2 separate regions of the Mus musculus genome follow, and region 1 is linked to region 2. The links are chromatin contacts, found by Hi-C or POLR2A ChIA-PET in ENCODE. All regions are on one chromosome and are shown on one strand. The core of a region is the stretch at or near the end of the contact, and the rest is flanking DNA. Distances in the headings are between cores, read along the strand shown.

Region 1 (3,671 bases), core at 488-2,987, 40 kb before region 2:
TTGGGTCCCCCATTTTGAAATACAGGTGGTACTAAAGCCTTTGGAAATTGTCACTAAACTATGGGCACTTTTTCTTAAGACTCAAGTACAACAGAAACAAGTCATTTTTTTTCCTGCTAATATGATTGAATAGCTAAATCACAACTGTAACCCCCAAACTGCACCTTCTAACAATATTAGCAGACTGTCATACCACAGGGTCAAGAAACAAAAGTTGCTGTCCAGTCATGTTTGGACAATAATGTTTGGGGGTTAGATGGGGAAGGTGAAGGGGAAGGAAAGAAAGAGGAGAAAAAAACTTGGAACTAACTTTCTGGAAAACACATGTGGCTAAACTGCCAAAATAAAAGCCATTGAGGGGAAAATGAAAAACCGATCATCAGGATTTAGGTGCGCAGTAAAACACAGCTGACACCGGTCCAATCCTTGAAACCCATTCGCATAGTCCCTTTTCAGAAAAGGGATTAAGAAATTGAGAAAAGGGAGGGAAAATTGTGATGTTGCTTCCCAAATACAGGGAAAAAAAAAATACCCCCCCCAAAACAAAAAACCCAAAAACTGAAAACCACCAAAACAGGGTAGGTGAATGAAACTGAAATCCCCAGTTGGATTTTACCCAGCCAGATCCATGGCTGTAGTACCTGATTAATTCTTAGTTATTTCAGATTTCACTACTGCTATGAACTGTCAGTGCTTTGCTATTGATTACACTTGGTGGTGAGCAAAGAGAAAAGTGCAAAATCAGCAGAGAAAGAAGGGGAGAGGTACAGGGTTTCCCTGCAATCAACTACAGTGTATACCGGGGGTGGACAGCTGTTGCCCAAAGGAGTCATGAGAAAAAACAGCGGAGTCATTACCAACTTCCCCATCACCCACGTTTTCACCCTCAGGCGGCTGCGAACGCTGCTGCCAAGGAGAACCATGATGGCAGAGGGAAAGGGGGGTCTATTAAACGGTATTAATAGTTATTCCGGCTCTGTGATTAGCCCTGATTAATGCCCGGGATCCAAGCACCCTTAGCCCTGCGGTGGGTTCTACATTCCCCGGGGAGCCCTCCGTATAAATTTGACCCCGTTCAAGTTCGGGATGGTAGGGAGTTCGATTATCTTCGTGTGAGCATGGCTGAGGCTAAGGTGGCGGGTTCTCCCACGTCCCAGGCCGGGCCCGGGGATCACCTGCCTTCGACCCCCAGGTCCCACCCACAACCCCTGGCCTTCAGCGGCAGCGACTCACTCGCACCACGGGAGACACTGGATCACTCGGGTTCTCACTCATTTCAATGTGGAAACAATTCCCGCCCGGGTAGAGGAGGCGGGAAGAGAGTTAAGTAGGAAGGATCAGTTGGGAGGAGGGGAAAAGAAGAGAATAATCGTGTTAATAATAATTACTTCTTAAAAGGAAGCCCACCCTCCCACCCCAAAAAAAAGCAAGGAATGAAGTTCCCGGGTTCTAGATTCGCTTTTCCCGTTCAACAGCCCATGTTTCCCGAGTGGGGGCGGCTGGGTGGTTTCCCAAGGGGACAGAGAGGCCGGGATCTAGGCGGCAGGGCGGGGTCCCCGCGGAGAGGAGAGCGGGACTCGCAGGCCGACCGTCGGTGGGCCGTCTAGCCGCAGCCTGCGGGCGGAGCGGCGGCTGCGGAGGAGGAGGCGGCGGCGGCGGCGGGGGCGCTGCTCGTGGCGCGGGCGGGAGCCATGTCAAGAGAACACGACGGGCCGACGGAGCCCCTCCATGCCCGCTGCGCTGCGCTCTGTGGCCGGGCCACGCGCGCTGCTGCCGCCACTCAGCCCCCACCTGGGCCCCATAGTCGGGCTCGGCGCCCCGGGCGGCGACGGAGGGAAGGACGCGGCGCGGGGTTGGTAGGGGGAGGGGGGAGACGGCGAGGAAGAGGAAAGCGCGCGGGAGGGAAGAGGGAAGGAGGGGAGCCCTGCGCTACGGCCTGTCCGCGGAGTGAGCCCGGCAAAGTTGTCTCGGTTCGAGCGTCGGCTCCCGAGGCCTGCTTCGCCCAACAGTCCGGTTCAGGAAGATAGTCCAAGAGAGAGCCCCGACGGATGGGGGGAGAGAGCCGCAACGGAGGAGGAGGTCGAGCGTCCGCGGGGCCACAGCCTCGGTTCCCCCACCCCCCGCACCGGAGTGGCTTCAGAAGCAGCGGCTGCCGCTGGAACCTCCCGGGTCCGGGGCTGAGTCGCGTTTGAGGAAAAGAAACAAGAACAAACAACTTAAAATGGCAGCGACGGCTGCTGCGTCACCCGCCCCTCCGCGGCACCGCCCCGAGCGCTCTACGCCTGCGCGCGCCCCGGACGCTACCATCTGTGGCAAAAACTGAAGGGGGAGGCGGGAAAAGAAGCGTGAAGGTTTTCACAGTTATGGAGACAGAAAAACCGAAAAGCTAGTAATGTGTGACATATAAAAGTCGGTATAAATAGTGAGTAGCTTTGAAATTAGGCTTTCAGTAAGATACTTCTTTTCCTAGGGGTGTTTGAGAACACACATTTCCCCTATTTATCAATATGGAAAGTCCTAAGGCGTGGCAAGGGTCTCCCGCCACTCCCTCCGCCCCTCTGTCCCTCCGTCAGGCTGTCCAGGTCTCCCCCGCCCCGTCCTTTTACGTCATAAGAGCACGCCCCCTACGCCCTCCATGACGAAGCGGAGAGAGTAGCTCCACCCTGGGCTATGCTGGGGAGCGGTAGTTGGACTTAGGGGGTGGGGTAGGGTGGGGGTCCTGTTAAAGCAGCGGTTCTCAACCTGTGGGTCGCACCCCATACGGGAGAATCCAATGATCCTTTTATAGAGGTTGCCTAAGACCATCGGAAAACATTAACATTCATAACAGCAGCAACATTACAGTTAAGAAGTAGCAACAGAAATTTACGGTTGGGAGTCAGCACAATATGAGGAACAGTACTGAAGGATCTTAGCAATGGGGAGGTTGAGAATCACTGCTCCAGAGATGCTCAAAAGCCAAAGCCGGGGAAGTGGGCGGAAAAATGGGTGTTGGAAGGGCCAGAGTGAGGAAGAAACCCGGAAGACTGAAGGGTGGTTAGGGTCATTTTATTATTCCCTAGAAGTCGGCCAGTTGGCAACAACGGAGAAATCATTTCGAGTTAGCGGAATGAAGCTTGCTTGCACCCCAACGAGTATAGCCTCAGTCCATGCGCCTCTATCCTCACCCCTCTTCCTGCACCACCAAGGCGAACGGACCTCGGGCTTTAAGCGACAGAAGCCCTTGTATGCGTTGTTGCTAGGATCGGAAGAGGCAGCCGAACTCTACGTGTGATTCCTCCACCACAGTGAACAGGGATCCCCGAGAACCTCAGACCTACGTCCCATCTTCTCCTGACTCTCTATCCTCAACGGTAAATGGGACACTGGAACGTTTACTGCTGAATCACGCCGTCCTTGACCCCAAAGAGCGCTCATTCGGTTTGTGAGACTCTGGTGTGATAAAAACGAAGTTACATAATTAATCAGCGAAGGTTGATACTCCACATGAACAAAGCCTGGGTGCTGCATTCCTGACTACTCGGTCGAAACTTTTAAAAGTCCAGTCTCCTAAATAGCTGCTTTTCACTTCGTGAAATCAAAATCTATTAGCTGCAATCACCCTTTATCCATAAGCCAAAGAAAATAAATAAAATCCTATTTTTATGTTTGCCTGCATGCATACTTGTGCC
Region 2 (3,662 bases), core at 852-3,351:
GCAGGTTTCAGGCTGGGGGAGGGGAGACTACAAATATATATATAGTTCTAGAGAGTATATACTTACAGAAAGTTTCATAGGTAGAGTCCCATAGGGTATGCAGTTTCTCCAAGATCTGCATCTCATCTTTAGGTGGAAAGGGTAGCCGCTGTTCCTTATGTCACTTTTCTTTTTCTATTCTTTACATTCACCTCTCTCTCTCTCTCTCTCTCTCTCTCTCTCTCTCTCTCTGTGTGTGTGTGTGTGTGTGTGTAGGTCAGAGGACAACTTTTAAGAGCCAGTGCTCTCTTACCATCGGGTCCTGGGGATGGAATTCACATGGTAAGTCTCTGCAGTAAGCACTCTATCTGCTTAGCCATTTCCTTAGCCTCTCCCTCTCTCCCCCTCCCCTCCCCCCGTTCCCTCATTTTGGAATAGGGTCTCCCTACATAGCTCAGGATGACTTCAAACTCAAGATCCTCCTGCCTCAACTTCCCTAGTGTTTGGATTACAGGTGTGAGCTATCATACCCAGCTTCAAATTGCATTTCTTAGGAAAAGAAAATTCTTTTAAAACTTTGAGTAACAGCCTCAGTGTGGTGTTGGTGCACACCTATAATCCCAGCACTCGGGATGCAGAAGCAAGCAGATCTCTATGAGTTCGAGGCCAGCCTGTTCTACAGAGTGAGTTCTTGGACAGTCCAGGCTACACAGAGAAACCCTGTTTGAGAAGCAAGCAAGCAAACAAAATAATCCACAAAAATTTGAGTAGGAAGAATCTTAACTTTCCCACCAAGAACTTTCTTCCTCATCCAGACCTGAAGTCCAGGTCTCACTAGAGAGCATGAGAGAGCAAAGGAGAAGTCGCCAGTATTCTGAGGGCAGAACACATATGCAGTTCCTCTGGAACTTGCCAGGGGACTTGAGGCTGAGAGGTGATAGTGTGGTAACTGGCTGGACCATAGAATACAGGTTCTCTGTGGAAATGGATAGAATATTTTCCCATTGAGCAGGATTTAGTGCTGGCTAACATGCAACATTTTGTATGTGTACAAATGCTTGGCCTGCATGTATGGGACCTGCTGCCCCCCTTCCCCCCACTGCCATACCTTCCCGACTCTGAGGACTGTACGCTTAAATTGTGAGCCCCGACAAACCCTTCCTTAAGTTGCACTGGTCAGGTATTTGTTACAGCAACAAGTAAGGTGACAAATACATTGACTTTTCTCAGCCTCTAGGCCATCGCGGTTCCCTTGGCCCTAGTTCTGTTTCCTTCTAAATTGTTATTGACTGATAAAGCAGGTTCTGGTGTTAGCAACCCTACTGCATTCTGTCTATGTAACCTGGCTGGCTTTAAACTTATATTTATATAGCCAGCCAGGAAGTCCTTTATAGAGGTTTCCTGTATTGCAGCCCTCCCTCCTTTGTTTAGATTTACTGAGGTATAGTTTAGGTTTTTCAAAGTTGCCTGTGTGATGCATATTCATCTTGGTGTCCATGAAGGGCATCAGATCTCCTGGAACAAGGGCTATGGATGGTTGTAAGCCACCATGTGGGTGCTTGGAACCAAACCCAGGTTTGTCCCGTGCAAGAACAAATGCTCTCAACCAAGGAGCCATCTTGCCAGTTAATTGAGGTCTAGTTCAAATACAGTAAAAGTCATCTGTCTTAAGTATAGAGTTAAAATTCCTCAGCTTCAACTTTTTTTGTTAGCTTGAAGCGGGCCCTTGCTATTTCTAGTGACTGTCACAGTGTGACTTTTGAGTCATCACGTTTCGTCTGTTTATTTGCTTCCTTTAGTGTGTGCGCATCTAGGTATGCATGCTTGCATGTATGTATATTAAAAACTAAACACACAAAATACCTTGGAAAAAATATATGTATATTCTCGTGTTTGCCGCTAGTGAGAGTCTCTTTTGTCCTCGCCGGCAGACACTTGGAGCCGGAAGCGGAGGGTCAGACGGCAAGGTCAGAGGGCACACACTCCTAAGGCAAGAGGAACCTCGGTGACCTCTTCCAGAGACTGCACGCACCTTGGCTGGGTGCGCAGGCGCACGGAAGCCACGGGCGCGGTGGGCGGCGGCGAGAGGCGATTGGCTGAATGCCGAGGCTCCGCCTTTCGGCGCGTCAGCTACCGGGTCGGCGGGTTAGTCTGCAGGTTCGGGTCGTTCTGGCGTCGTTGAATCCGGTGTGGTGCCAGGGCCTTGTGCGGCTCTCACGCTCGCCGGGAACTGAGCATTGCTGTCTGTGAGTCCGAGGGCGCGGGAGACCGAGGGCGGGGCGAGTGCAACTCCGGCCGCGGGATCGCCGGGCTGGCCCGAATGCCCGGCCTGCTTCTCAGCCACGGGGAGCCGGCCTGGGAGGCGACGATTTGAAGGGACCCGAGTCTGGGGACTTGAAAGGGACCCGAGTCTCGGCCCGACTGCAAGGCAAAGCTGGGCGAGCTGAGACGAGGGGCTGCGCCATTGGTGAGGTCGGTTTTGGCGCGCTCTGGTGTTCGCTCTTCCTATTGGCTGGCGCGCGCCGCGTTGGGCGGGGCCGGCGCGCCCGGGGAAGTTTGCTGCCTCGGAGTCCGGGCTGATTGCACGGCTAGGGGTTGAACTGGGTGTAGATCCCTCCCGCCTGCTCACCAACTGCAGCAAACGCTACTCCTGGGACAAGGGCATTGAGTCCTGCGTCTGCTCTCCCAGTGGTGCCGCTGTAGGTGATAGTAGGTTCTCCGACACTGTCTCTGTGCTCACGACTCACTAATGATAGCGGGATCTTGGCCCACTGCCTTCGTTATCCAAGTCTGGGCCTGGTGTCAGTGCTCAGTCTCCTGCACCCAGGAGGTTGAGGCAGGAGGTACAGGAGTTCAAGGTCAGCTTTGCCCACTTAGCCATTTAAAAAGAAAAGAGAAATACATCAAAGCCCCTGCGAATAGGTTTCCGATCGGGTTTTTTGTTTGTTTGTTTGTTTGTTTGTTTGTTTTTCCGAGACAGAGGGTTTCTCTGTGTAGCCCTGGCCTGGAACTCACTCTGTAAACCAGGCTGGCCTTGAACTCATGAATCCGCCTGCCTCTGCCTCCCAAGTGCTAGGATTAAAGGCGTGTGCCACCGCTGCCCAATTTTTGTTTTGTTTTGTTTTGTTTTGTTTTTGGCGATCGGGTTTTATTAACTTGAAATAGAATAGGAAATAACAGAACACCACTCTGGCTGGGCTATAAGTTGTTTATATTTGCATACATGGGTGAGTGCCAGGGCACAATGTAAATTTTTAATTACATGTAAGTAAGAGGTGGGGGGTACAGTTTACCGTTCCCCCTAGCCTCCTTTTAAATTCAGCTTGGTCTTGTGTTTGCTACGTAGCTGACTATAACCTTGAATTCTGGTTCTCTGCCCAGCTGCTGGTATTATGGACTTGTGTCTGGTTATGCAGTACCAGGAACTGAGCTGAGCCTTTGTGCATGCTTGTTATGCACAGTACTCACTGAGCTCGACATCTTGGTTGGAGCCAAAAGATCTTGGGTTTTGTTTTTGTTTTTGAGACAGGCTCTTGGCTGCGTAGCCTAGGCTCCCATAGGCTCCTATCTCCACCGTGTTCCAGGATTGCAGTCATGTGCATGATGCTGTTCTTTAGGGTGAATGGGCCCAAGTGTCTGTTTGGCTTTTCCCAGTGCCCTTTTCTCAGGTCTTTTTGAGATCT

What was found. Hi-C counts contacts between places; a loop is a spot of excess contacts on that map. ChIA-PET counts read pairs that join two places held with the same protein, here RNA polymerase II (POLR2A).
Region 1: a map of heart shows a loop between it and region 2 (6-fold over the local background). The contact joins the promoter of BC005537 here to the promoter of Gmnn in region 2. A Hi-C loop is called at or near these places in 7 of 37 maps with a recorded cell type or tissue (T-helper 1 cell, T-helper 2 cell, gastrocnemius and 1 more). POLR2A ChIA-PET finds 5 or more read pairs at or near these places in 4 of 5 experiments (Patski and embryonic stem cell).

The regions. Positions count from the first base shown.
Region 1 is chr13:24,799,723-24,803,393 of GRCm38, reverse strand. It overlaps BC005537 (cDNA sequence BC005537), which reads right to left and starts at 1,737. Exons shown (of 5, transcript NM_024473.3): 1 at 1-1,737. The coding sequence starts at 13.
Region 2 is chr13:24,760,376-24,764,037 of GRCm38, reverse strand. Gmnn (geminin) reads left to right here and starts at 2,101. Exons shown (of 7, transcript NM_020567.2): 1 at 2,101-2,225.